4 separate regions of the Homo sapiens genome follow, and all the other regions are linked to region 3. The links are chromatin contacts, found by Hi-C or POLR2A ChIA-PET in ENCODE. All regions are on one chromosome and are shown on one strand. Each heading gives the region's core, a stretch centred on a gene start or an enhancer-like site at or near the end of the contact. The rest is flanking DNA. Distances are from core to core; before and after follow the strand shown. Region 1 holds the start of YTHDC1 (YTH N6-methyladenosine RNA binding protein C1). Region 2 holds the start of COQ2 (coenzyme Q2, polyprenyltransferase). Region 3 holds the start of G3BP2 (G3BP stress granule assembly factor 2). Region 4 holds the start of CENPC (centromere protein C).

Region 1 (6,897 bases), core at 358-2,857, 7.3 Mb before region 3:
AAAAAAAAAAGGCCCAGGGAGATTTTTTAGCATTTAGTTTAAGGATGGAACATTAAACTGCTATAACCTAATCAAAGAACTACTTTAGGATAAGGGCAGTATCTTAAAAGTATTCCCACCCATTCCACTTTCCCAGCTTGTCCCTAACCTAGGGCAGTTCATTGAAGCATGAAGACTCTCCTGATGCAGAAACCAGAAAAATTAAGAAAAAAGGATTACACGCCTAATGTAACTTGACTCTAGAGCCCACTTAACAACCCCCGACAAAAAAACCCCAAATCAATTAGGCACACAGAAGAGATGTGTGAGACACAGAGCAGCGACCGTGTCATATTTTTAACTATAATCTTTCCAAGACTATTATGTTAATCTTAGGGTTGAAAAAGATCTTAAAGCAGCATTTAATCTAGACCACTCTCCAGAGAGACACTGATCTAGGACCTACATTAATATCTCTAGGGCTTGGGAACTTAGTATTACTATCTTTCCATTACAGCAACGTCAGTTCTCTCTACATTTCACTGAAATTTATCCCTCCAACTCTCTGTAACTTGCATTCATTTGTTTCTGACTGTACCCTCTGGGAGCTACACACGGTTTTTCTAACATAATAGCACCCAGGATTTCTTTGCCAGCCTAAGTCACACAGTCATCTTTCCAAACTAAGTATTCCTTTTTCCAAGTACTATGTTTTTCCAAAATAAGTATTCGAGGAACAAAACGGGTAATTCACTTTGCCTATTTAACAGGAACAGCCAGAAGTTATTTGCAGATATTTCTCAAGATTAATAACCTGCCAGTGCCACTTCCTAAACTTGCTCACTTACCACACCACCAGTGTTGATCGCGGCATTAGGGGTTTTCAAATTTTAGCCTAACAGAAATGGTTGTCCTGAAAATACGCGTTACATCCGCATGATCCTACCAGGAAATAAACCTAGGAGCTTGCAACTCAGAAAGGGCCCCTCTCAGCCCAAGACAGCTAAACGGAAAGTCAAGCGTGAAATCCGCATCAAAGAAAAACCCTACTGAGATGAAGTGCTAGGCCATATGGAGACTGAGGACGAAAGGGCAGGCCTGGTCTCCGCCAGAGTCTAAGTGTCTCGGTGGGGGCCACCGGCTCCTCGCGAGGCCAGCTAACCTCCCCAACCCCCACCCCCCACCCCCAACGACGACCACTGCTCCATCACCCCACTCCCGGGCCCCAGCCTCGCCTCGGCCCGTCATCTTTCTCCGCACTAACCTTTCTCCTCCCGACTGTCAGCCGCCATGGCTCCCCTTCGGTTTCCGCCGCTGCCACCGCCGCCGCCGCTTAGACGCGACTCGCGCGGGCGCCGCAGCCGCGGCAGAAGCACGGGCCCGTCCGTCAGTCCGTCTGCCCGGATACGCGCGTCGCACTTGGCCTCTTAACACTCAGCCTTCTCGACTCTTCCCGCTTTTTCCCTTTCTCCCTTCCTTTCACTCCAGCATCCAGCGGCCTAGGCCCAGCCTTCTCGTTAGGGCTCAGACTCGGGCTAGGTATGGGGGAGGGAAGGGAAACAGATGGCGACGGCGGGCGGCGCTAAAATGGAGCCTGCTTCCTGCGCGAAACAATCCCGCTCCCGAAATGCCCTGCGCTGTTTACGCTTCGTTCCTCTCTGGGAACGTCACAGTGCGGAGAGGGGCGGGGAGGCGGGGACGTGCAAAGGAACGTGACGTGACGTCAGCGCGTCGCCCTGCCGCCCTCAGCCCACTGGTACCTGGAAGGAGTCTTATTCAGGGATTAGGTTACCCAGGTTGTTCATGGAGTTCCCGCTGTACGGCCTATAACTGGATGGCGCAATTTTCCCACCTGAAACTCTTAGTGCAGGGCCTAACAGGCCTTCTTAGCTAGAGTCGCTCTAAAGGACTCCTGATTCAGTTCGGGTAATCGGAGTCTTATTTAGGACAAGTCTGGGTGAATCCCTTATGTTTACCAGATGTACTTTCTTAGTTGGAGTTCCACTCTTACCCAAAGGCAGTGCAGCATGCAACCAGCTTGTTTGTAGTCACAAAAGCCTGCTAGTTTTTGTTTGTTTTGAGACGGAGTCTCGCTCTGTCGCTAGGTTGGAGTGCAGCAGCGCGATCTCGGCTCACCGCAACCTCCGCCTCCCAGGTTCAAGCGATTCTCCTGGCTCTGCCTCCTGAGTAGCTGGGACTACAGGCGCCCGCCACCACGCCCAGTTAATTTTTTTATTTTTAGTAGAGACGGGATTTCACCATGTTGGCCAGGATGAAGTGCTGGGATTACAGGCGTGAGCTACCACGCCCGGCCTAGTTTTGTTTTTAATTGGGGAAAGAATTGTATCATAATAGGTCTTTGTAATTAATAACTAATTTAAACATGTTATCAAGGCCCTGGGGCACAAAATTGATTTAAGCAGACCATCGAGGAATCGAAACTACAGAATAAATGACCAGTAGATACATAACTACATAGTGTGGTAAAATCTGCAAGAGAAACTTGCTTAAGATTCATTGTCCAACGGAAACAATCTAATTTTGCTTCCTTGAACTATAACTGAGTTATAAGGGAAAGAAAAATCTGAAAAAGGTAACTAAGTAACTTCGTGATATGAAGACAAACTGGCAAACTAACTGCATATTCAGGGAAAGACAAGTAGTCTAGAAGTCTAGAATGTGGTACCTCTTTTTTTTTGAGACGTGGTCTCACTGTGACACAGGCTGGAGTGCAGTGGTGTGATCATGGCTCACTGCAACCTTGGGCTCAAGTGATCCTCCCACCTTAACCTCCCAGGTAGCTGGAACTACAGGCATGCTCCACCACATCCGACACATTTTTTGCATTTTTTGTGGAGATATACCATCTCCGCAAGATGGCTAACACCTAGCCATCTTGCCCAGGCTAGTGTCTAAATCCTGGGCTCCAGCAATCCTCCCACCTCGGCCTCCCAAAGTGCGGGATTACAGGTGTGAAGCCACCAGGAGTGGCCCCATTTCTAGGACCTTAATTGAACACTAATTTGAATATACGAACACGCACACGCCACAAACACACACACACACACACATTAAATAATATCTGATGATCCTGAGGAATTGCTATTTGTATTTTTAGTTTTAATAAGTTTTGCTTTTTAAAGAATTTCTTATAATTTCATGATTCATATGAAAATATTTGCAGGCCAGATGCAGTGGCTCATACCTGTAATCCCAGCACTTCGGGAGGCCCAGGCGGGCGGATCACCTGTGGTCAGGAGTTTGAGACCAGCCTGACCAATATGGTGAAACCCCGTCTCTGCTAAAAATACAAAAATTAGCCAGGCATGATGGCATGCGCCTGTAGTCCCAGCTACTCGGGAGGCTAAGGCAGAATTGCTTGAACCCGGGAGGCGGAGGTTGCAGTGAGCTGAGATTGTGCCACTTTCACCCCAACCAGGACAACAGAGCTAGACTCTGTCTCAAAATAATAATAAGAATAGTAATAAATATTTGCAAATGAAATTATATGGTATCTGGGATTTATCAAACTGGTGGCAGGTGTAGCGAAATGGGTAGGAGAATAGATTAAACAAGTCTACCCATGAGTTAACAATTGTTGAAGCTGGGCGATACATATGTGAAAGGAAAATCTCCCCAACATCACTAAGCCAAAGGAAGAAGTCAAGCTGGTGATTGATGTCTCATGTATCCCTAAAATGTATAAAATGAAGCTGTGCACGACCACCTTGGGCACATGTCATCAGGACAGCTTGAGGCTGTCATGGGCTCTTTCTTAACCTTGGCAAAATAAACTTTCTAAATTGATTGAGACCTGCCTCAGATACCTTTTGATTTCCACATACATTAGTTAATATTATACTCTCTTCTCTACTTTTTTGCATATTTGAGTTTCCTTTAATAATTTTTTGTAAAGAAGAGCATAAGAAAACAGCCAAGTAATTTAGAAGATATCAAAATGCCATTTTCCCTGATTCTACATTTGTCCTATTAGAACTAAGGAGTAATTTTTAATGTAAATAGAATTCCATATTTGCATCTTTGTTATTAAAATAAGTTTATGGGGCCAGCTGCAGTGGCACATGCCTGTAATTCCAGCCCTTTGGGAGGCCAAGGCAGGTGGATCACTTGGGCTCAGGAGTTTTAAGACCAGCTTGGGCAACCTGGCGAAACCACATCTCTGCAGAAAATAAAATAAAAAATAGCTGGTCATGGTGGTGCACACCTGTAGTCCCAACTTCTCTGGGGGCCAAAGTGGGAGGATTGCTTGAGCCGGCGAGGTCAAGGCTGCAGTGAGACATGATTACGCCTCTGCACTCCAGCCTGGGCAACAGAGCTGGACCCTGTCTCAAAAAATAAAATGAAGTAAGTTTATGTTAAACTAAGAGCACAGCTGTAAAAAAATGCGGTTTTTAATTCAGTCATGTTAGTAAATAGGAAAAGTTGTTGAGGTTATAAAGGATGAACTCTAGGTATGTTGAACATTGGTCTGAAGCTATTGTGTAGTGATTAAGAGAGTAAGCTTTGCAGTCATAATGACGTGGGTACAAATTCCAGCTCTGTCTCTCAATAGCATGAGACCTTAGAGAAATTAACTTCTAATCTTTAGTATCTTAATAAATGGGAATTTAGAAATAATTTCCAAAGGATTGCTATAATGTTTCAAATGATTTTTTTAAAGGCAGTTAAGTGATCAATAAGCTGGAGCTATTGTTATTTTTATTGTTTCTGTAGTTCAGGAAAGATGGATTGTTCTAACAATTATTGTTGGTGAACTTAACCAGAAAATGTAGTATTGAGTGACTCAGATTTTTGGCCTAGCTATGGGTGGAAATAACTTTCTGGGTAAAGATGCTGAACTAAAAACTTGCAGCCAAAAATCCTCTTCAGACCTCAGGGATCATCACAATATAATTGTAAAAATATAACAATGAACATGGAAGTACAGATATCTCTTTTGAGAGCCTGATTTCAATTGTTTTGGATATATACACAGAAATAGAATTGCTGGATCATATGGTAGTTCTATATTTGAGGAACTTCCATACTCTTTTTTTTTTTTATATAGTCGCTGCACCGTTTTACATTCCTGCTATGGTGTATAAGTATTCCAATTTCTCCGTATCCTTGCCAAAACCTGGTATCTTTTGAAACAACTTATACGTCTGTTGAAAGATGAATGGGTTAAAAAACATATGGTTTATACATTCAATTGAATACTATTCAGTCTTAAAAAAGAAGAAAATCGGCCAGTCACAGTGGCTTATGCCTGTAATCTCGGCACTTTGGGAGGCCAAGGCAAGCCGATCACTAGACGCCAGGAGTTGGAGATCAGCTTGGCATACATGGCGAAACCCCATCACTACTAAAAATACAAAAGTTAGCCTGGCATGGTAGCTCGCACCTGTAATCCCAGCTACTCAGGAGGCTGACAGGACAATCGGTTGAGCCTGGGAGGCAGAGGTTGTAGTGACCCGAGATCGCACCACTGCACTCCAGCCTAGGCCGCAGAGGAGAGACTGTGTCTCAAATAAAAATAAAAATAAAAATAAAAAAAGGAAATCTTGCTGTATGTAACAACATGAATGACCCTGGAGGATGTTCTGCTAAGTGAAATAAATCAGTCGGAGAAGGACAAATACTGTACTGCATGATTCCACTTCTATGAAGTATCTAAAATATTCACATTCACGGAAACAGTAAGATGGTTGTTGCCAGGGACTAGGGGGAAAGGGAAATGGGGAGTTGCTGTTCAACAGGTATAAAGTTTTATTTCTGCAAGACAAATAAGTTATAGAGAGCTGCTGTACAATGTTGTGCCTGCTGTTAATGATACTGTATTCTGCACTTAACATTTTGTTGAGGGTAGATTTCATGTTCAAGGTTCTTACTGCAATAAAATTTTTTTTAAAAAACCTCAATAATTACCAAAAAATTATTTCAATATGTAGTAAAAAGAAATATAATGCTTCTGAAGGCAGTTCCTTTTGTACTGATGATAACGAATTGTGAATTGAGATGAGTGGAATTTAGCAATAAAAAGTGTCAAGAGCATTGGGCAATATTGATGTCAATTCTACCTAATTTCATCTATAGATTTGGAACAATCCCAATCAAAACCTCAGTGCTTTTTAACAGAAATTCACAATATTGAGTTTCTTGTTAATTGAAATTTACAAGGAAAGGTAATGGATATAGGATATCGAAAACAATTTTGGAAAACAACAACAATTTTGGAGGACTAGCATTACCTGATTTCAGGGCTTACTACAAACTTATGGTATCAAGATAGTGTGGTATTTATGTAAAGTAAGACAAATACATCAATAGATCAGAACACAGTGTCCAAAAGTAGAGTCACAGATATTATGGTCAATTGAATTTGACAAAGGTACCAACATAATTGAAATGTGTAGAAGGATAGCCTTTTCGACAAATAGTGTTGAGGCAATTAGATATACATATGGAAATAAATGACCGTGACCCCTACCTTACATAATACACAAAAATTAATTCAAAATGGATGATAGGTCTAAATATAAAAGTTGTTTTAAAACTTCTAGAAGAAAACATGGGAGAAAATTTTTACCACCTTGGAGTAGGAAAAGATTTCTCATATAAAATAATCACAAGTCCTAACATTTTTAAAAATTAATACAATTGCAGCTCAAAAAATTAAAATGTTATGGTCTTTAAAAGATGCTAAATGAATAAGTAAGTGAATAAGGCACATTACAGACTAGGAGAAAATAGTTACAAAACATTTGTCCAACAAAAGACTCGTAGGATATATACAGAGAGAGGACTTGCTACTCAGTAAAAAGACAAATATCCCAATTTGAAAAAATAGACAAAAGACTTCATCATAGAAGATGTGTTGAACAGGCAATTATCACATCATTGTCATCATGAAATATC
Region 2 (7,570 bases), core at 2,346-4,845, 7.6 Mb after region 3:
ATGAGTATAGTTCACAAGGGACAGAGGAGTAGCTGATCCTATCCTCCTAGGCTAGAGAAGAGAGAATACCACTTCACAGCTATTATTTCCTGGTACAATTAGAACAGAAGGTTCCACTAAAAAGAAAAAAATTCTAGACAGAAAGACGTGTAACCACTTATAGTGTTTTCTGTCAGGAACAAAACTTCCTTGGCCAAAAATCTGTATTAAAAGTACCGTATTCACTTACTGATAGGAATCTGTAGAGCTCCCCTACAGATGACAAGGGTTCCTACAGTGAAGGGGAAAGTAAGAAGACTTCTCAGTTCTATGTCTGCCACTTGTAAGTTGAGTGACACTAGACAGTAAAGTATCTTAAGGCTTAAGTCTTTGTTTCATCTGTAAATGAGGGAAGAGAACAGCTACCTCACAGAGTCGTTAAGAGATGACAATATTAATGATGTTATGACAACCGTAATAACAGATACATGGCACTTACTGTACCAGGTGGTTTCACAGAACACTTTTGACTCTCACAACAAGCCTATTCGATAGGCACTATTTTTATTACAACCATTTTACAAATACAGAAACTGACGCAGAGAGGGAGTAATTGTGCCCAAGACCACACAGGTAAAAAAAGGCTAAGGTGGTATTCCAACCCAGACAGTCTGGCTGCAGTCTGTGTCCTAAGTCCAATGCTGTCACTCTGTACTCCCTAAATCTCTCCATACACTTCAGTTTCACCTGTTCTTTTGTCCCTACTGATTCCTAGCAATGTTTTTTTTTTTTTGTCTTCCATATGACACTTTCATTCCCCATACTTTTCTGTGAAGAAAGACGCAGAGGTAGCAAAGACAAGAGACAAGTAGATTGCAAAAAGAAATGTTTTTGTAGAAAAGGGAAAAACTCTATGGGAGATGAAATAAAATGAGCAAGTTCTGAGGGGTGATGGACAGATCAAAAACAGATGATCTTCAAGACAACATAATCACCCATAAACGTGGTAAAACAAAAAATTACACTTCCAATTTGGTGGAAAGAGTGCCACCTGCTGACACTTTCTGGAATAAGGTAGTTTAGCCCATTTGAAAGAAGCTGTATTGCCTTCTCAAAAACAACGAAAACCTACTATTGATCAATGAAGGTAACAAGATATAACTTCAACAAAGTAAAACAACGAACACATAATTATCCCACAAAATAAGAATTTAAATAAAGAATTATCAAACCTGGAATTCTACTCCTGTCAATTATTGTTTCTGGCATATGGTAGGGGTTCAAAATACATTTGTTGAGCGAATTCTAACATAGTACTATTTAGTTTTCTGAAAAATCCTGTAATGATCACCTTATTTAGAACCAAACCATGCAGGCTGGTATCTTCCAAACATACACAATCTGTAAGTACAATTTTCTCCATTCCCCACTTCTAAGATAATAATGGCTATTTCTTCAGCACATATTATGACAGGCACTGTTCTAAGCACTTAACATATATTAATGAATTTTCGTGACCTCATAACGTCCATATTATCATTAATAGTATCTTCATTTTACAGATGAAAAACGGATGCCCAGAGAGGTGAAGTAATTTATCCAAGGTCCCTCAGATGAGCAGGGTGGAGGTTCACATCCAAGAGGTTTGGCTCCAAAGTTTTGCTCATAACCCCTTTGTTGCCTTCTGTTACATGGCGGAAGGTCCAGCCACTAAGATAGAAGCCAGAGGTTTAACTGGGGAAATGGGAATAATGGCAGATGTTCATCTATAAGGCTACACTGCCACTCCATGCCACAGACTCCAAGAACAGAATTACAGCCAGGCTTCAGATTGGAACTGGGCTTGGAAATGCATGCCTCTCAACGTGAATGTGGCCCCAAAACTCATGGGGGTCATACACAGCTTCCCAATGATGGCAGGGCTGTACCTATCATTCAGTAGGCTTTTATGCTTTGATAGCTGATTGTTATAACTTAGTGCTCTAATCCCAAATAGGTCGTGCATAAATCTAGAATACCAAAAGCAAGGCCTAATTCGGGTCTTGTACGGGCAAAAGTGGAGTAAATGTACCTAGGCCTTTGACTACATCTCCATACACTGCAATGGCAAATGTCATCATCTAGATTGGCTGGAGTTCATCCTTCACTTCTTCCTCCACGCTATCCAGCTTCTTCAGATATGTTCTTGTCTAGTCTCGTTTCCCATTTTCCACACCCACTTGGTGTTCCAGGTCAGGCTCGTATTCTTAGTGTTCTAACACTCCACCCTTGGGTCTTTGCAAAAGTACTTCCCGCACTAAGATCTCTTCCCTCCTCTGCAAAATCAACTTGTCCTTTGGAGTATAATTTCTTCTCGAAACTTTCCAGCAAGGGATCCACAGTAATTTCTCTTTTTCCTGTAGCACTTGCTTTTGTATCACTCATATTTGATCCATATTTTCCTAGCTCACCAAATAGTCTTTTTCAACTAGACCAGAGTTCCTTGAAAGCAAAGGGTTTCCATAGCTTTTTCTATCTCTATGGCCGGACAACGTAGTAGGAACTTATTAATTCACTTAACACTACTGGAGAAGCCAATCAATCAACAAGCGCATAAGGTTAGTTAGTGGTGAGTGCTATTAAGAAAAATTGCGGATAAAGCGATAGAAAGTGAGGTTGGTAGGTGTTAATTAAGATAGGAAGGTCAGGAAAATCTTTCTGTCGGGGGCGATTGTAAGCTGACAGGCAGTCCGTAAGCGCTGTCCCTGCTGCGTTCAAATGAATTAAATCTTTGCCTTATGGGTGATGCAGGTAAAAGAGCTCCGACTCAGCATCAAAACACAGAGTTCTTCTGGTCTGGCTCTGACGAGGAGCCTTAGTTTCCTCAGCGTCTTAACTGTCTTAAGGATTGTCTTTGTGGGCCTTACAAGATTGCGGGGAGGATCAAACATTCTAATAAATGAAGGAGGGCCACGAGAACGGAACCTTCCGCTTGAGTCACCATTTAAACAAGTGTTTGTGGAATGAGAATTATCTTGCCCGCTTCAGGTGCTCAGGATGCAGACAGACGTGAAACTGGCGGGTCCTTTAGGAGACTGTCCCGACTGCGTGTCCTGAGGTGACTCGCCCCAGGGCGCACGGCAGCCGGCAGCCAAGCTCAAGCTTTCAGGCTCTCATTTCAAAGTGTCCCGAGGTGATTCGCCCCAGGGCGCACGGCACCCGGCAGCCAAGCCCAAGCTTTCAGGTTCTCATTTCCATCACGCCCCGGCCGGCCGCCGCGGACAGCTCCGCGGAGCCGACTCGGAGGCTGCTACTTGCAAATTCCCGGGCTGCCCGCCCGCCCGCACTCACCAATGGGCTTGTCCAACCGCATGAGGCGCAAGTACGGCTGCAGGGGGCGGGGCGCAGAGTCCACCACCGCCGCCGCGGACAAACTGAGCTGGCGCCCGCGCGGCTCGGGACAGGCGGGGGGCTGCAAGTCACCACCGTGGGGCGCGCCTGCCGCACGCGCCAGGGCGAAGGAGCGGCCCCGCCAGCCCGGCAGCCACGCCAGTGCCACAGCCCGCAGGCCCCGCGCGAACCCCGCGGCTCGCGAGCCCAGCATGGCGCTGGTGAGGCCGGGACGAGCTCGGATTGACGTCATTCCCCGGCAGGCATGCGCAGTGGCACCCGCAGGATGCAATCCTAGTCTGCCAGGCTGGGCGGCGGTGTGGGCAGAACCTTTCCTCATCCTTACTTGTGAAATTGGGGTCATCGTGGTCGCTTACTCTAGGGAGGAATACTTAATGAAAAAGGGATTTCTATTGGCAAAAGGCAAAAAAATTACAATAAATTTAGTTGTAATTTTTTACAACTCGATCTTGATTGACTTTGTGGTTCCATTATCGGGCAACACTCAGAACGGGGTCTCTGAGGAAACAAACAAAAAATAGAATCGGGCAACACCTTATTCTGTAAAATAGAATAAGTGTTCCAAAGAGTCGAGCGGAGGAAGTTGGCTTTATAGACAGAAAAAGGGCTGAAGAAAGCAGAAGCAGAGAACAAAAAGCGGATTGGTCACTTCAAATTACTTTCATTGCGAGGCGGGGACAGGGAAACAACAACAGAGAAATAACGGATTGGTTAACATTAGGTTACACCAGGTTAAGGACTAAAACAGGAAACTTAATTGTCATGACGATTGCATTTTGAAATGGCCTGGTTGGAAAATTGGCTGTTGTCTCTCTTTCCTGACTTCTCAGAATGTCAGATACAACTTAGTTTTAGTTTGGTGACTTGGAACTTTAGCATGGGTGACTCTTGATTCTTAGTCTGATCTGTTGGGACCTAGTGCAGGAACTTAGTTCAAAACAATGGCCCCCTATAATTTAACCCTATTATCAGCTTTCTCCATAAAATGAAAAGGATAGTGTTTATTCATATGGAACAGTTGTACCAGGAAAAAAAAAAAAAAGCTTTGAAAAACCTACTGAATCCAAAAGAAGAATTTGCGTACACGTTTAGCCATAAAAAAAAAAAAGGGCACCAAGTGGCCACATACAAGACTGTAAATTAAAATCGCATTCAGGGTTAAGGGATGTTCATTACACAAGTGAAAATTTTAAATTTGACAGCCCTTCAAAGGAGTTTTTGTAATCAGTAGACAACCAGCATGTGTGATGCTAAGAACCTGAAGCTGAAAAGTCTGGTCAGCAGAGTCTTGCTCTGTCATCCAGGCTGGAGACCAGTGGAGGGATCATGGCTCACTGCAGCCTCCACCTCTTGGGCTCAATCGATCCTCCCATCTCAGCATTCTAAATATCTGGGACCACAGACACGAGCCACCGTGGCTGGCTAATTTTTAATTTTTCATAGAGAGGAGGTCTCACTATATTGCCCAGGTTGGTCTTGAACAGCTGGGCTAAAGAGATCCTCCTGCCTCAGATGGTCAGTACTCTTATTCATAAGCAACTCTGTATATCGCTGTGTGCCAGGCACTTTACATGTATCAACTCATTTAACCTCTCACTGAGTAACCCTAGGCAAGTCACTCATCTGGATTTTAATATTCTAGGAAGTTGACTTAGTCTTTAGGCTCCTTTCTGTAAAACATGTACAATGATTCTGTGACTTCTTGCATGGCTCAAGTACAGCAAGTTGGATGCCTGGCCACTTTGGTGCAATGAGGCAGGGGGTACCTAGCCTTTCTCCTGCCTGCAAAGAATAAAGGCCAGCAGGCAATTTAGTAACACTCCTAGTTGTTAGATTGGAGATGATTTAGATCTGACTCAAACCTGAAAAGGGTGTAATATCAGTCATGTATTGCATCCATGACTTTCCAATATAGGTCCAAACTCTTTGTTTAAAAAAATATATTAAGAATTTCAAGATGGCAACAGCAGGACATTAAACCAAGTACAAGGTCCTTCTTAGCGTAGGCCCTGGGTGACTGCACATGTACCCATGATGCTGACCCTGCCCAGAGGTGATTCAATCCTAAGATATTTGGTCCAATTAAAGTGCACAGGAAACTGAGATGGGTACCCACATGTCACTCTGCTAATTTGTAGGACAAGAGAACAGTCACATAGAGTAGAGCCCTAACTTTCAGGAGTCTCCTCTAGACTAATGCCAAGGCACAGTATGCCCTTGGGAAAGCCATTTAACTGCTGCAAACTCTTCAGAAAAGGAAGGGACTAGGCTTTCTCTAAAAGGGCCTGTAAGGCTCCGATTCCTCATTTTGTTTTTTGTTTTTTTTGAAGTGACTTTCTTTTTTTTTAAAATTTTATTATTATTATACTTTAAGTTTTAGGGTACATGTACACAACGCCAATTCCTCATTTTGGATTGGGCAGGAACTCATTTTGTTTTAAACCTATTACCCACAGGAACTGAAATGGTTAATTTTACATGTCAATTTGGCTAGGCCATAGTGCCAAAACATTTGGTCAAAAATTATTCTGGCCAGGCACTGTGGCTCACACCTGTGATCCCAACACTTGAGAGACCCAGGTGAGAGAATTGCTTGAGCCCAGGAACTCAGGACCAGTCTAGGCAACATAGTGAGACCTCATCTCTACTAAAAATTCAAAAATTAGCTGAGAATAATGGCATATGCCTGTGGTCTCAGCTACTTGGGAGGCTGAAGTGGGAGGATTGCTTGAGCCCCCGAGGTTGAGGCTTTGTGAGCCATGGTCATGCCACTGCACTCCAGCCTGGGTGACAGAGTGAGACCCTGTCTCAAAAAAACAAATAATAAACCTCTCATCTTTTTTATGGTGGCCAGAAGAATGAATTACAATGACTGACAAGGCTTTGGAAACAAGACAACCCCTCCCCACATCACAAGGACTGAAAAAGGTAATCAAATAGATTTTGCAGTATGTTCGAAGGTGGTAAGTGGTATGGAGAAAAGAAGAGTAACAGGGAAAAGTAGGGACAGGCTGTATGTATACTTAAATATGGTAATTGGGGTGGTAGGACAGCCCTGATCTCACTTTCTCAAAGACTTGAAGGAGATAAGGGAGTAGCTATGAGAGATCTGAGGGAAGAATATCACTAGATACTCTTAGAGGGATGTCTAGTGCAAGGGCCCTAAGATGGGAGCAAGCTTGAAGTGTTTTCTTAATAAGAGCAAGGAGGCCAGTGTGGATAGAGTAGAGTGAGCAAAAGGGAGAGAGATCAGGGATGAGAGCAGAGAGGACTAGGGACCAGGTTGTGTGGGGTCTTACATACCGTGGTAAGGACTTTGGCTTTTCTCTAAGTGAAATAAGAGGGAGCCATTGGAGGATTGTGAACAGAACAGAGACATGACCTGACTTCTATTTTATTTTATTTTCCTCTCATAGTTCTTGTCTCATACTGACTTATATTTTAAATAATTACTCTCAATACTGGGTTGAGAGTAAACTGTAGGCAAGCAGTGAGATAAGTAGGGATATTAGTTAAGAGGCTTATGAAGCTCAGGTTGGTAGCTTACACTTGTCATCTCAACATTTTGGGAAGCTGAGGCAGGATTGCTTGAGCCCAGGAGTTCAAGACCAGTCTGTGCAACAAAGTGAGACCTCATCGCTACAAAAATCTTTAAAAAAATTAGCTGGGCTTGGTGGTGCACTCCTTTAGTCCCAGCTGCTCAGGAGGCTGAGGTAGGAGGATCACTTGAGCCCGAGCGGTCAAGGTTGCAGTGCACACCACTGCATTCTGGCCTAGGTGACAGAGCAAGACCCTGTCTCAAAAAAACTAGACAAGTAAACCATTATTCTGGTTGTTTCTATGAAGGTGTGATATGGTTTGGCTGTGTCCCCATCCAAATCTCATTTTGAATTGTAGCCTCCATAAATTCCCATCTGTCATGGGAGGGACCCAGTGGGAGGTAATTGAATCATGGGGACAGGTCTTTCCCATGCTGTTCTTAAGATAGTGAACAAGTCTCACAAGATCTGATGGTTTTATAAAGGGGAGTTCCCCTACACAAGTTCTCTTGCCTGCTGCCACGTTAAGATGTGCCTTTGCTCCTCCTTCAACTTCATGATTGTGATGCCTCCCCAGCCATGTGGAACTGTAAGTCACTTAAATCTCTTTCCTTTATAAGTTACTCAGTCTCAGGTATGTCTTTATTAGCAGCATCAGAACA
Region 3 (7,971 bases), core at 5,333-7,832:
AAAGTTAACAAAACGAAACAAAATTCTGAATATGGGAGTAAAAGGTTTCAACTATCTTATCCATGGCCATGAAAAACTCATGACCTTACTGGATCTCGATTTCCTAGTTTACAAATTGAGAAGAAATCCCCGGTCAAGCCTACAAGACTATACAGTTCTACAAAGATAGCCAAGAAGGCCTGGTGCAGTGGCTCACACCTGTAATCCCAATATTTTGGGAGGCCAAAGTGGGTGAATCGCTTGAGCTCAGGTGTTTGAGACCAGCCCAGGCAACATGGCAAAACCCCGTCTCTACTAAAAAATACAAAAAATTAGCGGGGCGTGGTAGTGTGCAAGCGTAGCTCCAGCTACTCGGGAAGCTGAGGTGGGAGGAATGCCTGAGCCCGGGAAGTCAAGGCTGCAGCGAGCCAAGATGGCACCACCGCACTCAAACCTGGGTAACAGGAGTGAGACACTGTTTAAAAAAAAAAAAAAAAAGATAGCCAAGATTAAAGGATACTTATACACAAAAAGAAATCTTTAGAAAGTTCTTAGATTAGCACCTTCAAAGATAACTACCATCTTCAATAAGGTGGTTGTTAGCCTCACCTAACAACCTTTTTAGAAAAAGTTAAATACAATATATCACACTCCACTTCTTCCAATGACACCTGAAAATGTGAAGAATCTCACACAGGAATGCACAGTGTAAAATTTTATCTGATACATTAGCTCTATACACAGTCAAAGCTCTCTCATGAACAAATCCGTCTTTTACTTGTCAAATGAAAACATTATCCAAGGCCAGGCGCAGTGGCTCATGCCTACTTCCCAGCACTTTGGGAGGCAATGGCAGGAGGATCACAAGGTCAGGAGATCGAGACCATCCTGGCTAACACAGTGAAAGCCCGTCTCTACTAAAAATACAAAAAATTAGCCAGGCCTGGTGGTACGCGCCTATAGTCCCAGCTACTCAGGAGGCTAAGGCAGCAGAATTGCTTGAACTCAGAGGCAAAGGTTGCAGTAAGCTGAGATCACACCCTTGCACTTCAGCCTGGGCAACAAGAGCGAAACTCTGTCTCAAAAAACAAAAAACCGAAAACATTATCCAGTATAGTTTAGAGGCTTTTTACTCTCCAACTCTGCCTATCGCACCTAAAATCCCAGTGAATCTTCATCAGAATATTTTATTCATTCCTGTTTCTTAAAATGTTTCCTCTGCATTTGCCTAATTCCTGAAGCACATGCACTTCAGCTCTCACGGAAAATTGCTCTATATTTGTCACCATATTTTCTGAATCTATTAATTATACACATTGAGAGAGAGTGGAGTATTGGTAGATAATACACACTGAGAGGGAGTGGAGCATTGGTAGACATACATGCAGATTAGAAAAGAAAGTCACATTGAGCTTCATTATCCTACAATGAACTTATATTTCCTCAGTTTCAAAATAACGTAAAAACCAAAGTTATCACTCTCCTTTCCTCAAACTTTGACTAAAACGTCACCTTTTAGGTAAGAAACATTTAGGTTTTTTGTTTACCATTTAAAGTTCAGTGAATCACTACTATAATGGGGCTGCCTCCAAAACAATCAATCTTAGGCTACATTAATTTAGATGTAATATCTAAAATGAGTTGATTGCTAATTGAATATAGTGAATGGAAATTATAAGAAGGTAGATTTGGGTGAAACATAACACAAGAATAACGCGAGTTGTCCAAATATCAAATAGAGCTACTTAACAAGTAGCCAGTCACTACAGGTATTCCAGAGACTAACTGAATGGTTTGGCACAAACATAGTAGAGTCCATACATCCAAAAAAGTAAGATTAGGCCATTCCAACACTAAGATCCTAAAAGTCTGTTAACAAGAAGCAGGACTTTTGACTTCTCCTCCAATACTCATCTCACACCTTCCTATCTGCAATGATTGAAACCCTATGCATTTATCTGGGCCCAGCAGAAATCCTGTCCCCTTGAAAATCTTTCTACTCCTACTGAATTCCTCAACAGAATATAACTCTTCTCTATTAACTCTTAAAGCACTTTTGGCCTTTATCATAGCAGTTTATTGATCATGCTCTGCCCTAAATTACTAACTGTACACCTGTCTTCATCTTCTATTCCCCTCTCAAATATTATAACTCAGCTCTCCTTTGAATGCAATTCTCTGGAAACATCACAATTCTTCTCAATAATCGAATGACTTCTCAATCCTCCACCCATCTGCATTATCAATGTTGACTACCTCCTCCTAACTCTTCTAGAGTTCTATAAGGCAAATTTTCCTTCTCATCCAAACGCAGAATTTCTCAAGGTTCTGTCTTCTAACCTGGCAATTTCAGCTTCTGGTCTCATGTCTACCTAAACGTGTATCTAGTCTATACCATAAGTTCAAATTTTACATTTGTCACCACATACTGAACACCTAGACATGACCCACATATGTCCCAATACACGCATGCACCAAAGAAAGCTATTTCCTTATTTCTGTTAAAAGTGTCATAATCTTCTCAACTTGAAAGCTCAGTCGTGACTTTCTCCCCTTTAGCTTTGCCACTTAAACTGTGAAATCCTTACAATTCAGAAGGTGGAATTTGTGCCCTCCTTTTCACTCCCACTGTTCAGACCTTTTATTCTTCAAAAGTCTTTCAAGCCCCTGTATCACGTGTAGTATATACTGTACTGAGTAAAATCCAAACACCTGCATTCAGTTTGGCATCTAAGGCCCTACACAGAAATCCAGTCTGACATTCAATGTCATAACCAACCTTTCAAATTTATCTCCTACTATACTTTCTCATCCCTGTATCAAATTCTATACAAATATTTTAATCACCTAATATTATTCTCTGCAATTTCACTCTCTGCGCCTTTGTCTTACTTCATTCATTCCCATCCACAAGCTGAGTCAATGGGTTATACAAAATAAATTCATTTCAACATTTATTTTATGGCTACTATGTATGTACCAGAAACTACAAAAGGAAAAAGAGGCCGGGTGCAGTGGCTCACGCCTGTAATTCTAGCACTTCGGGAGGCCGAGATGGGTGGATCACCTGAGGTCAGGAGTTCGAGACCAGCCTGACCAACATGGCAAAACCCATCTCTACTAAAAACACAAAAAAGTTAGCCGTGTGCAGTGGCGGGCGCCTGTAATCCCAGCTACTCAGGAGGCTGAAGCAGGAGAATCGCTTGAACCCGGGGGCGGAGGTTGCAGTGAGCTGAGTTGTAAGTACTTGGTATTAGTTATTATAAAAAGAATAAGACCTCTAGTAATAGGAGGCAGTTCTCTTTACCAGATACTGTTACCAAAGGTTATGTGGGTGCTAAGACACAGCTTATCTCCACTATAGGATACTTACCCCTTTCCCCTCTGGAGTCCCTCACTCATAGCTGGGCTCAAACTAGTCAGGTTTATTTATTTTAATTGAACCATGGACTATATCCATTTCCAACAGCTAAATGCATATTAATACTGGAACTTTCTGAAATTCCAGATGGTTTTTGTTTGAAGTAACTTAAACAATCTAAGGAACACTATACCTTTTTAAAGAAATGACCTTCAATCTTTTGTGGTACACCATTGAATGAAAGCTTCACAAAGAAGATCTAAGAATCATAGTGGTACAAATAAATAATAAAAGTAAGTTATGGATTAAATCTCTTATTCAGGCTCCAAAAGGTGTTTTTGTTTTCTGTCCTTCTCAGAAGTTGAGGGAGGCTAGTTTTAAAATTCAGAAGCTATTAAAAGTGACCAAGCAGTAAGAAATGGAAATGCTTGCTGTCCACAAAAATAAAGCATGTATTTATACTATGTTTTAAAGTTTAACAAGTAACCTACTATTTTCTTTTGTCTTTAAAATAGATAGGGCATTATCTTCATTTACAGAAAAGGATGTTTAGAGAGCCTAAGGAAAGGTGTTTGGGGTTCCTCAGTTACAGTAAAAAGAAAGAGGATTTGAAATCAGGTCTCCTGACTCCTGACTCAACTGATGTTTTCATTACACTTTGGTTAGGAACAACCGCTTTGGAAGAGCAGCCAGCTCTTCCAACAATACAAAAAATTAATTTTAAACAAGCAATTGTTAGCTTATGTGAAACTGTTGAGAAGAGTGAAAAGCAAAGGAATACAGCAGGACAGCAACAGAAAATCCAAGAATAATTTTCAATATACCTATGGTTTCAAGATAGGGTAAAATACTTGGAAATTAGCAGATAAAAGTAAGCAGAAACACGACAGTCAAGAAACTAATTCTATTGCTTCTGAAGGTAGGCCAGGACCTTCCTGAAGGTGGGTGGACCAATTTATTCTATCGGATATAAAACAAGTGTCTACCAGTGGAGAGTAACTAGGTCATGTTTGTCCATTAAATTCTACTGAATTTAAGTTCAGACGCAACACTTTAGTTTGTGCCTTTCAAAATCAACATTGAAAAGGAGTCATTCACTGTCTCCATATTCACTCAAAATATGTGGAAAGTCTTTTTAAAGCAATCTAGGGGGAAAATGTTCAATCCTAATTATGCGTAATAAACAGCGATAATTTTGCAGGATAAGGAGGGAAGTTTTCAGAATCTAAAGACACAGTGCCAACACTTTCTTCAAACCAGGAGTTGCCTGCTGACAAATCAACTGCTCAGCTGCTAACTGAACAGTTAAGTTAGTTACTCTACGAAATGGTCAAATAATGTGTTTTCTTCTTTACCTTCTAATTTTTATCCCCATCCATCCCACAAGCATTCTGGTTCACTCTTGATGTTTTTTCACTATTACTAATATTTCGACCCTGAATATCAATCTGAACTATGACAGCTCTTAGTAAGAAATTCATTCTAGGTCCTTATTATTCCTACAATTCCTTGACTGCTTTTCAGAATTAGTTTGTAAAGATTAAATCATAACATAAAGGCCCATAAGAGTAATCTTAAACATTTAAGAAAAATGTTACTGCCAAAGAAAGGATAATTCAATCCTGAGGTTCAAACTCATCGTACCGTTTATCTCCTAAGACCAGGAATCTTGGATTATCAAAAAGACCACTGGATGCTAACAGGGCCAAAAGTTTACTTAGAAACTTGGTTCACATGCCTAAGGCTATATTAACTGCCAAATATGGAGCTAGAGAAAAATTGCCATCATCTCCCACTCTAGTACACCGGGGCTCTCTTAACGACAGTTAATGTTTCCTAGATCCAGGTACCTGCAACACTAACGTTTGAAAGACCAGAACAAGGTACAGAGCCTTGAACCTAAAACCACAGTATCTTAATCCAAGTTAATATCCCACAACAATCATACAGGGAGAACAGGACTTTACTATTCCAGCTAAAAGTGCAAGTGCCTTTTTTTTGTTGTTGTTATGAAGGAAAAGGCACTCTCCTCCCACCCCCCAAATCCGTTAGAACATTAAGTATGTCTTGGGGAAAAAAGCTGATCTATGCAGGAAATTATAGACGAAAATCTATATTCGCCCCAAAGCGGCAAAGGGCCATCTTAAGAAATCTGCTTTTAGAGACGCAGGAAAAATTCTATCAGATTCCACTAACAAAATCAACACAATCTAGGGAAGCTTCTGTTCCTTTCTGTCCCCCCATCCCAACAAAAGCGGGAACCCATCCCCCAAAAGCCATTCCCGAGTCAATAAGGGATCGTCTGCATAAGAGGGGGACGAAGAAGGCGCACGTTACAGTTCCAGTATCCGAACACGTTCGGATTAAACCCGCGGTGGCAGGGAGAGGGGGGTTGGTCAAACACGACGGAACACTAGGTACTGGGTAAGCGAAGCGGCGGCTGCCTTCAAACCCGGATTCTGTTTCCGTGCACAGAAATGGTGCCCGGAGGCCGCCACTTTCGCATCTGCGTCGCTTCTGCCTCCGTCGACACAACCTCTTTTCCCCTCCCCCCACGGGCGGGGTGGCGACGGCCTCTCCGCTCCGAAGGAACAAGGTACAAGAGCCGAAAACGATTCGGAAACAGGAACGGTGGGCTACCCACCCTAAAACATCCCCTCCAGAAAGCCTGCTCCCACACTTCCTGTATTAAGCTTCCATCAGCGCGCCTTCGGGAGCTGCTGCGTGCCTCCCCCCCCACTTCGCCACCTCATCCCCAATAAACCTCAACCCCACCTGTGCACTCGGAGCCCTCTGCCCGCAAGACGCTCGCGGGTCACCTCCCTTCCCAGGCGGCCTCCCACCCCTCACCTAGAGGAAAGACTGGTCTTCTCTCACGCACACACGGCACCGTAGGGAGCCGGCAAGAACAATGTCTCTGCCGCTACACCTCCGGCTCCCGGGCTCACACACCGGACGATTGCCTCGCGCCGCGGAGCGCGAATGGAATGTCCCTTTCCGACCACCACACCGACCTCCCCTCCCGGCGCCCGTACACACCTCCAGCCAACGGCGGCGGCGGGTACGTCGCGCGGAGGTCAGAAGAGTCGCTGAGGACCGGGTGCGGCGGGTTCTTATTGCTCGCCGCCCCCTTCCTCCGACAACTCGGAAGCCTCGGAAGCCGGAGAGCCGCGAGTTCGTCTGCCTCACAACCACCTCTTCCCGGGCGCCAGGCGCTGCGACGTGCGACAAGGACCACGGACGTCCCGCCCCCTTTGCCACCGCCCCCTCTTATTGTTTTACCCCTGCCGAAAGGGCCAGGGAACCCCCGAGCACAGCGTCAGCCAATCACGCATCTCCTCCAGAGCCGGACCCAACCTTCCCGTGTCCCTCTGCGGAGCACGCGCAGTACGCTGCCGCGCTCGCACACGCTCGCGCCCGGAAAGCCGGGGAACCGGAACCGGCCTAAAGCCAAGATAAGAGTCCGCTGATTTGACGTCACAAGCAGGCTGCCTTTCTCCGGTCCCGAGGCTCCAGCCTTGCCGCCCTTCTTCCTGATCGCGCAAGCGAGAGCTGGTTCGCAGCAACGCAGTGTCTTTTGTAGACTGATATTCTGGTCCTTTTTATTAATGGGAAGGAGGGAATTTAGTAATCTCTCTGAATAGGTGTCTGCAGGTTGCTGCTGTAGACGAGCTTAAAATGCAGCCGGTGATTTCAGCTGTTTGCACACTAAACTCACCTACATTGTTTACTTAACCCATCCTAGGTTTTAAGCCCCATTAAGAGGCCCTGCAGTAAAGGAAGAACATGACGTGGGCTTTACAGAGGGGGAAAAGACTATTTCTTTGTGTCCTTGTTACGAATTTAGGCATGGCTAAATATCAGTAGATACTAAAGCATTTTACATACTAAAGCTAAAAGAAGGCCTGAAATACAAGGATTACAGTCCTGTTCTAGCTCTAAGCCCAGACTTGCCCCCAGGGTGAGACACTGGTGACCTTGTTTCATGGACAAAGCCAAGCCAAATCTTGTAGTCAAGGAAGCCACTTTGCATCTTAGGTCTGGCAGTGTTTTCAGAGAATACCGAGATAGCACAGGAATTTTGGAATGAAGGACTGAGGAAGTGTTCAAAGAAACGGAAAGGAAAAAATACATTAATGAATGCTTACGAACTAAACATGGTGGACGCAAGCATGTACATCTCATCAGTTTTCTTCGCAATCCTGTAAGGGCAATTTTAAGGTATTTGGCATGTTAAGACAATACGTCAAATACCTTAAATATTGGCAGAGGCAATGCCAACATTAGGGCCTCCAAAGTCTACAATATCTTTACCTTTAGACTGCTTAAAGATACTGTTATATGCAAAATATTTGGGCAGACCATCACTTTAATGAAATCAACCTGATGTTTTTCCTTAAAGCATCAAAATACATTACATGCCGGCTGTCCTTTAATATACTGGGCTTATATACCAGGCATTCTTGTAATTATACAGCCTTCTGAGCCTCACAGTAACCCTATGAGCTAGTTGCTATATGTATGTACATATATATATATATATATATATATTTTTTTTTTTTTTTTTTTTTTAAGATGGAGTCTCTCTGTGTCGCCCAGGCTGGAGTGCAATGGCACGGTCTTGGCTCACT
Region 4 (7,975 bases), core at 4,929-7,428, 8.1 Mb before region 3:
ATTTTTCTAATTAGTATTGTGCTTTTGAATAATTTGCCTTAGATTAGCTTCAAATACTTTATTTGAAAGTCTGCTACTTAGTATAGTTAAGTCAACCAATACTTTATTTCTGATCAAACTAACAGCAATTAAAATATATAATCAACAGAAGATTGATTTCCCCGTATAACAATGAAGTGCCTTCATTTATTAGAATATAACCAACCCTGCCAACCTGATTAGCAACTTTGATCACTGCCCATTTTCCTAAAAACCTAATTTGAGTATTATTTTAGGAGAAGTGAAAAATGTTTATTATAATTTGATAATTCTAATTCCCATAATCCCAATTCCAACAGAAAATATCAAATAAAACTTTTCACAAAATACCTCCAAATTTTATAGAAAGTCAATGGGAATATAGAATTCCCTTTCAAGAATAAGACTTACAAACAACTAAAATATACATGAGTATATTGTGTATACCTTCATTCATTAAAATATTAAACCTATACCAGCTCTTCTTTATCACTTACCTCTTTGCTTGGTGACTGAATACAAGTGTCTTTTATTTTGCGTGTTGAATTAGGCACTGATTTTGTAGAATTTGTACTAAAATCATTGGCAAGACCTAAAACAAAAGTATGAAATTTTCAAAAACAAGATATAGTGTAATATCTATTAGTCACAATTAAAAGTAGCTGTATATGACATGTGAAGAACCATCTGTTGACTCACTGACCACAATTAGCTTAAATCAAGTAGAGACCTCAATTTAATATTCAAATGTTCCTGAGAAGCATCAGGAAATGAGAAAAGCAAACAAAACACCTGAAGTATCAATATATGCCAGCTCTTCTTTCAGAGCTTGTATAGAAAACATTCTTTTCTATCATCTGCCCCTATTTCTTTGGCTGGCTTATTCTCTTATTCCAATACCTGCTGATGCTAATCAGCACTTGGAAAAGTTTTTGCTGTAATTTATGACTTCCTTAAACAGATATGTAAATCACCAAAGATTATCTCAAATTCTCCAGCGATTCCAAGAATTCTACACATCTATTTTCATTATATATTTTTTCTGGCTAGATGCAGTGGCTTATGCCTGTAATCCCAACACTTTGGGAGGCTGAAGAGGGCAGATCACTGGAGGGCAGGAGTTCGAGACCAGACTAGCCAACATGGTGAAACCTGGTCTCTACTAAAAAATACAAAAATTAGCCAGGCGTGGTGGCACACACCTGTAATCCCAGCTACTTGGAAGGCTGAGGCACAAGAATCACTTGAACCTGGGAGGCAAAGGTTGCAGTGAGTTGAGATAGCACCACTGTACTACAGCTTGGGTGACACCGCAGGACTATGTCTCAATAAATAAATAAATAATAAAATACTTTTTCTTGTGTATGATAATTATGTATGGACTTCCAGATTACAGTAATTTAATGTGAACTAAACGGGATGACAAATTATTGTCAAATTATTATTTTTTGTCAGTATTATCCTAAGTATACCAGAAGGTACACAAAGGATTGCATATGAACTCAAAATACCAGGGAAAATATTTTCCATATATTTAAACCCTAGAACATATTTGCTGCATTTGATATTAATTACCATGACAAATTCATATTTTCATCCATCTAACCCTTAAATTCCATCTTGAAATGAAGCCTTACTTTTTTCTTCAAAACAGTCTTGTAAGATTTCCAGAACATTCTGGCCTTGCTCTGTGTTAATGTCACGTGCCCTAATAAAGGAAAAATACAGCCTGTCATTTTCAGAAGATATTTCTTTATATTACCATCTCTTTGAAAATTCCACATCTCATTATAAAATATAAATTTACTTAATATGTAAAATATCTTTACTATTTGAAGACAAAACAAGTACTTGAGGGTCTATACATTCCCTCAAGTGAACTCTTTCCTTCCTAATAAGAATTAGTATATCATAATCTACCTTAACAATTAATATTTCTTAGTTGAACAGCCATGTCTAAAGCTGTTTTAGATTACTGCTGTATCTCAAAAACACAAATTTTTTTGAATGAATCCAATCAGTCCTGAAATGCTTCTTTAACAGACTTTACAGTCACATCTCCAAGTAACATATTCCTCCCTATAAATTCTCAAATGCATTTCTAATTCAGTATCATTGATTAATCTTAACAGTTTATGAATCAGTATAAATTTTAATTAAAAATTATATTGAGCTTGTAGATTCACAGCCAGCTATACAACATAATACAGACCCCTTGTTCACTTTACCTAGTTCTCCTCAGTGCTAATATTTTGCAAAACTATAGCATATTATCACAATCAGGATACTGATATTGATACAATCTACCAATGCTATTGTGATTTCTCCAGTTCTACATGTACTCATTTCTGAACATACTCATGTTTGTGTGTATATATACAAAATGTATCACATCTGTAGGTGCAGATAAAACAACCAGAGTCAAGATACTGAATAGTTCCATCATCACAAAGATCCTCTATTGTCCTTTTGTAATCATAACCACCTTTCTCTCATCTCCTTCCTGCCTCCTCTCATTCCTAACCTCTGGCAACCACTAATCTGTCCTCCATTTCTAAAACTCTGTCATGTGGAAACAATTATATGTAAATAGAATCATACAACATGTATCCTCTTGCCTTGGCTTTTTTCACTCAACACAATTCTATGGAAATAAATCCAAGTTGAATGTACCAATATTTCATTGCTTTTTAGAGTCAAGTAATGTTCCATGCTATGTGTGTACCACAGTGTTTAACCATTTACCTGTTGAAGAACATCTGGATTTCAATCAGTATAAAATTGACATGCATCTCTAACAGAGTGGACAAACTTTTGCTTAAAGGGCCAGATGGTAAATATTTTAGGCTTGTAAACCATAGTCTCTGTCACAACCAGTCGACTCTCCCATTCTAGCCCAAAAGCAACCACAGACAGTATGTAAACAAAGAGGCATGGCTGTGTTCCAATAAAATTGAAATAAAACCTGTGACAAAACATTTGGCTGGCCTATCAGCCAGAGTTTACTGATCCCTGATCTACAACATTCCTATTATTGAGAGCTGGAAAAGTACTATATATGCAGTAATTAAAAACTGTGAGCCACAGTGCATTATCAGGTCATCCATCATAAAGTTTTATAACTGAAAGATCTCAGAAATCATCCAGTCCAATAATCATCATCCAAATAGATGTGTAAAGTTACTTTTGGAGCTTTGCAGAAATACACTTAATTGGTCACTTCCCACAAACCAATTTAATTAGATTTCCTAGGGTGATGGAGGTAATTCTGATGTGCAAATCTAGTTAAAAACCCCTAGCTGAATCCTATGCCCTCATTTTGCAGATAGGCAAACTGAAACCCAAAATGGTCAAATGGCCTACCTCAGTTTGTAAACCTAAGTAGTATTAGTGGCCGGTTTTCTACCAGAATATATATAGGTGACTATTATAAATTCTGGCCTTGACATCACCCCAAAATACCACCTACAGGTGCACATATTGCACAGCTATAAATACACTCCTGCTATTACCTGTTTCAAGGATGAGATCCAAAAAGATCAGATTTGCCAAGGTGATAATGCAGAGTCACTATTAGAACGCAGGTCACATTAGGCAACAGCTTTTTCAAAATTTATCAAATTCGTCTTTTCTTCCCCTTTGTCATTATTACCTTAGCATAAAAGCACCTCCACCATGTGTAGATTACTACAACACCCTCCTTAAGCTACTTTGTAAACATCAAACATCTTTGCTTTTTTAAATGTGTGTGTGTGTTTATATCAGATAGCCCTTATTCCACAGAAGATTTAGGAGAGCTTATTCAAGCCTATAATAGATGCCTAAAGCCTAACATATCCATTTTATGGCTCAATCCAACTCATATGGTCTTGTTTTCCACTTCTACCCAACATATTCAACCTTCTTAAATCAGGTCTCTCTGCTACTGACAAATATATGTATTCCTACTTTGGTTCCTTCGTTAAGTTACTTTCTATGTCTGGAATATACTTTATCTTAGTCTTTAAATACCTGTTCAAGGTCCACCAAAGTTACACTACAACTTTAAAGCTTTTCTTAATATCAACAACACACAAATCCCTAATTTCTCACATGGCTGTCTATACTGCAAGTTAATGCCTAATTATATATAGGCCTACTCTCTATGATACACAAGTCATTACTTCAGTATTGCAAGTAATAATTTTTGTCCATTAAATTGTTTCACAAATGTACATATACATTTTCCCAACAGAAATCTAAGCTTCTTGTAAACAAAAGAACATACTTCTGTGCCCCATTGGACCTACTAAAATCACAGCTCAATAAACATGACGTTATTCATAATAACATCTTCACTTTTAAAAACATGCTTTTCATCCTATTACTAGTAAATATTTAACTAGAAAATTTACTTTTTACAGGTTTTACAACTAAAAGAAGAACCAAAACAACCCAAACAAGCACTCAACAAATGCACGACAGCATGTACTATTTTTCTTTTTGCCCCACTGAATAAGCTACATCTTTCTAATTTTACCATTTGATTCATTCTACAAAATGCTTTTCCCATGGCAGTCACTTAGTCAGAACTGAGACTCCCTCTTCCTGGTTCCACTATTTTATCAGGTGAATTTCTTTTTTCACAGCCACAAAGTCATTGCACTGCTTGCATTAACATTCCCGTTAGTATAAGATGACTACCCTTAATCAGTGGGCACAGAAATCATTATATTAGTCAGAGGTGATAGTTTTTCCTTTCTTCATTTAAAAATCTATTAACGATGAGAATAAAAATAATCTTAAAAGCTTAAGTACGTAAATCACCTGGAAGGTCGACAAAATCTTCTTCTGTAGCCATTTTTGAGATGATCCTGAAAGAAAAGTAAATCATCAATTTGGTTTCTTTAAGATAGAGTCGAGTAAAATTTATTTTCAAAGTAACTTCATCCAGTATGGGCATGCTATACACCAAACATCTCCTAAGGGCTCAAAACAATTTTGAGGTTATGTTATGACATAACATAGGTTATGACAGGCATTTAAAAACTGAACTGCAGGCATCTGGTAAGCTTTATTCCGCTTCTCTCCCCACAGTGAGAATGGCTTTATTGCTTTCTTCTGATTATATATAATGTAAACAATATATGTGCTCATAGTAAAAAGTATAGATTATATTATTCTTTCATACAACTCTTTATGTTTATATGTATAACGTCACATAATGGGAGATCATCGAAGCTGAAGATTTTCTTAGAAGGGGAGATAAATTAGAAAAGAAATGATACGGATTTTTATATAGTAACCATAACCAAAGTATGAAATATAGAATAGTGAACACCAAAGAAGTCCAGAAATATGTAAACAAAATGAGTTGTCGCCCCCATTAGTCATTCACAGCTTGTACCTTTTAACTGATAGCTGTCTTTCAGAAGAGTTTGTCAATAACATATGCTCCATAAATCAGCCTCAAGAACTGCATAAAAGGCCACCATTTTGACAGAAGAACTGAAAACGTCAAATTATTTCGAGACGTACTTGTTACATAATCTGTTTCTCCCAACTACCAAGTGTGACGCAAAGACACACTTTTAAGGCGTTTCAATACTTCTACCATGGGGAGAAAAGTTATTTGGAGGCCTAGGAACTGGAGCTAGACTAAAAAGCAGAAGCCAAGATCGCGCCACTGCACTCCAGCCTGGGGGACAGAGCAAGACCCCGTCTCAAAAACAAAAACAAAAAAAAACCCAGCAGAAATCACAAGCACCTCTCAAGAGTAAGACGTAGGCACAGACGAAATGACGACATGAAAACTTAAGAAATAATAAAAGTACAGTAAATTAACTCTGGTTATCGACACACGATCACACTTGATTTCAAAAATTCCTGCGGCTTTCCCACTGAAATCCCTCAGAGATCACAGCCTCAGCCTAGCATTTCCTTCTCCCCAGCCTCGGGCGCCCGTGCCCCAGCCAGCCGCTCAACCACTCGCCTGGAGCGGGGGGCCTGCACTTACCAGACCGGACGCAGCCATGTTCCGGCCCCGCTGAGCCAGCGCAACTGTCTGAGGTGGAAGCCCACACGGACCACAGCTCCAGGAAGCCGAGCAAGAAACGAATCGCCGGAATACCAGGCCGCGGCCAAGCAATAACCTTAAGTCTCAGGCGACTGCCGCGAGAGCTGCGATCCGGAAGGCGCGCGCTAACAACACTCCCCCGCCATTGGCTCCGCCCTCAACAAACAAGAACGCTTGGCCTGTGCCTGGGTTTGAACCCGGAGACACATGCGCAAAACGGGCCGCGCCGTCCAATAGGAAGCAAGCCGTTAGTGGGCTCGCCCCTTCATGCTCCAGGCCAACGGCCCTCCAGCCTGCAGACCCACCCGCCCGCCCTACCTCTAGCCGCTCTGCTCTTCCCACCTCCCTTCCTCAGCGCCGCGCCCGGGACAGGCGCGAGACTGGGCTTTTATTAGGAAGGCACGATCCTGGGAACCGCTCCTTGTGCCCAATGTAAAACTTCTCAACAGTTCTATTAAGGAATAATAAGTAATACTTGGAAGGATGAGAGGTAGAAATTGCAGACGACTTTTTTTTTAATAGAATCTTTTTTTGAAGAGATTTTTCTAATGCAGATTCGTCAGCCACGCCCAGCCCATCTAACCATCATCTCTGAAAATAATTGAATAATTATGTATAATAATGGTGATGATGGCTTGTATTCTTTTTCAAGTATGTGGGCGATATTTTTATGATGCATTGCCAACAAATGACCCACGTAAATATCTATCATTTAAGTATGATGCACTGAAAAGAATTCTATACAGAATCCTGAAACCTGCCAGCCATTGACTAGCTATGTTATGGAGGGCAAAATTGCGGCACCATTCTGGGTGTTTCCATAGTGATAGAATGGAAGTCTAAATTAGACGCTCTGAAGACTTCTCACCTGACCAGTGTATGATTCTATGAAGCTGTATCTTATTTTATTATTTAATTTAAAATTACAAGAAAATTCTAATCAGAAAATAGTTTACTAATTGAATAAATACATTAATCAGGAGTTGAGCTAATAGATTTTTAAAACATGTAGTGCTTTAACAAATGCTGTCAACTATGAAGGCCAATTTTTTTATTTTATTTATTTTTTTGATAGAAAAAAAGGAACTATGATCTCTGACTGAAATTAGGCCTGGATTGCACTCCATTCCATTAATTCTGCCATTATGGGCAACTAAGTTATCTGTTCCTTAATTCTCTTGTCTGCAAAATGAGAATACTATTAAAGTGGTTGAGATGTTGTAATTGAATAATTCCTGTTAAGATCTAAGCACAATGTTTGGAACATAGTAAGAATTCAATAATAAAGCTATTGGAATCATTATGGAGAGTTTTTTACTATGTTTGGCAGTTTTGCCAATCAGTCCAACTTATAATTTGGTGCTGTCACATTTGGAATAGATAATGATAAACACTAACATTTATTGACTGCATACTCTATGCCCAGTTCTGAAATGCTTTGCATGCATTGAAGAGAACAATTAATATTCCTGTTTTATAAACAAGGGCACTGAAACACAGAGAGCTAAGTGTCTTACCCAAGATCACATCACCACTAAATGGTAGGATGGGTTATTATCCCAAGAATTCTCACTCCACAACTGAGCTCTTAATCACTACACTCTTTGCCTCTGGGTAAGAAATTTTAGCAAGCACGATTATAGATGTAAAGTCCCACATGTAAAATTATATCCTCCTGCTTCCACTGGAAACTAAGTCCCACACTTATTTTGAGAAATTTGGAATGCAATGGCTTGTGCTGCTGCAGAAAGCAGGCCACAGAGGGCGTTGAGGATTAACTGTTCTAAAGAAAATAGAGCAGTACTCTTATAAAAACAGTTGTGGAGACTCCACAGTTTCCAGAGAAACGTTTTACTTCCATATGTACTTGTTGTAGTACTTAATAGCCCACCATGGTTTTAG

Evidence for each region. Hi-C counts contacts between places; a loop is a spot of excess contacts on that map. ChIA-PET counts read pairs that join two places held with the same protein, here RNA polymerase II (POLR2A). Pooled maps may share reads with other maps.
Region 1: a loop to region 3 is called in a pooled map, with 11 times the contacts of the local background. The contact joins the promoter of YTHDC1 here to the promoter of G3BP2 in region 3. A Hi-C loop is called at or near these places in 5 of 50 pooled maps.
Region 2: a map of B cell shows a loop between it and region 3 (19-fold over the local background). The contact joins the promoter of COQ2 here to the promoter of G3BP2 in region 3. A Hi-C loop is called at or near these places in 1 of 168 maps with a recorded cell type or tissue (B cell) and 4 of 50 pooled maps. POLR2A ChIA-PET finds 5 or more read pairs at or near these places in 1 of 52 experiments (CD4-positive, alpha-beta T cell).
Region 4: a loop to region 3 is called in a pooled map, with 6 times the contacts of the local background. The contact joins the promoter of CENPC here to the promoter of G3BP2 in region 3. A Hi-C loop is called at or near these places in 3 of 50 pooled maps.

Annotation. Positions count from the first base shown.
Region 1 is chr4:68,348,483-68,355,379 of GRCh38, forward strand. YTHDC1 (YTH N6-methyladenosine RNA binding protein C1) reads right to left here and starts at 1,608. Exons shown (of 17, transcript NM_001031732.4): 1 at 1,244-1,608. The coding sequence starts at 1,271. RefSeq lists an enhancer at 977-1,556.
Region 2 is chr4:83,281,203-83,288,772 of GRCh38, forward strand. COQ2 (coenzyme Q2, polyprenyltransferase) reads right to left here and starts at 3,596. Exons shown (of 7, transcript NM_001358921.2): 1 at 3,310-3,596. The coding sequence starts at 3,562. RefSeq lists enhancers at 2,999-3,238, 3,434-3,728 and a silencer at 3,299-3,628.
Region 3 is chr4:75,666,829-75,674,799 of GRCh38, forward strand. G3BP2 (G3BP stress granule assembly factor 2) reads right to left here and starts at 6,583. Exons shown (of 12, transcript NM_203505.3): 1 at 6,380-6,583. RefSeq lists enhancers at 5,463-6,440, 5,873-6,112, 6,393-6,682, 7,419-7,971.
Region 4 is chr4:67,539,325-67,547,299 of GRCh38, forward strand. It overlaps CENPC (centromere protein C), which reads right to left and starts at 6,179. Exons shown (of 19, transcript NM_001812.4): 1 at 6,014-6,179; 2 at 4,825-4,871; 3 at 1,656-1,726; 4 at 516-610. The coding sequence starts at 6,031. RefSeq lists enhancers at 5,934-6,173, 5,951-6,501 and a silencer at 6,324-6,463.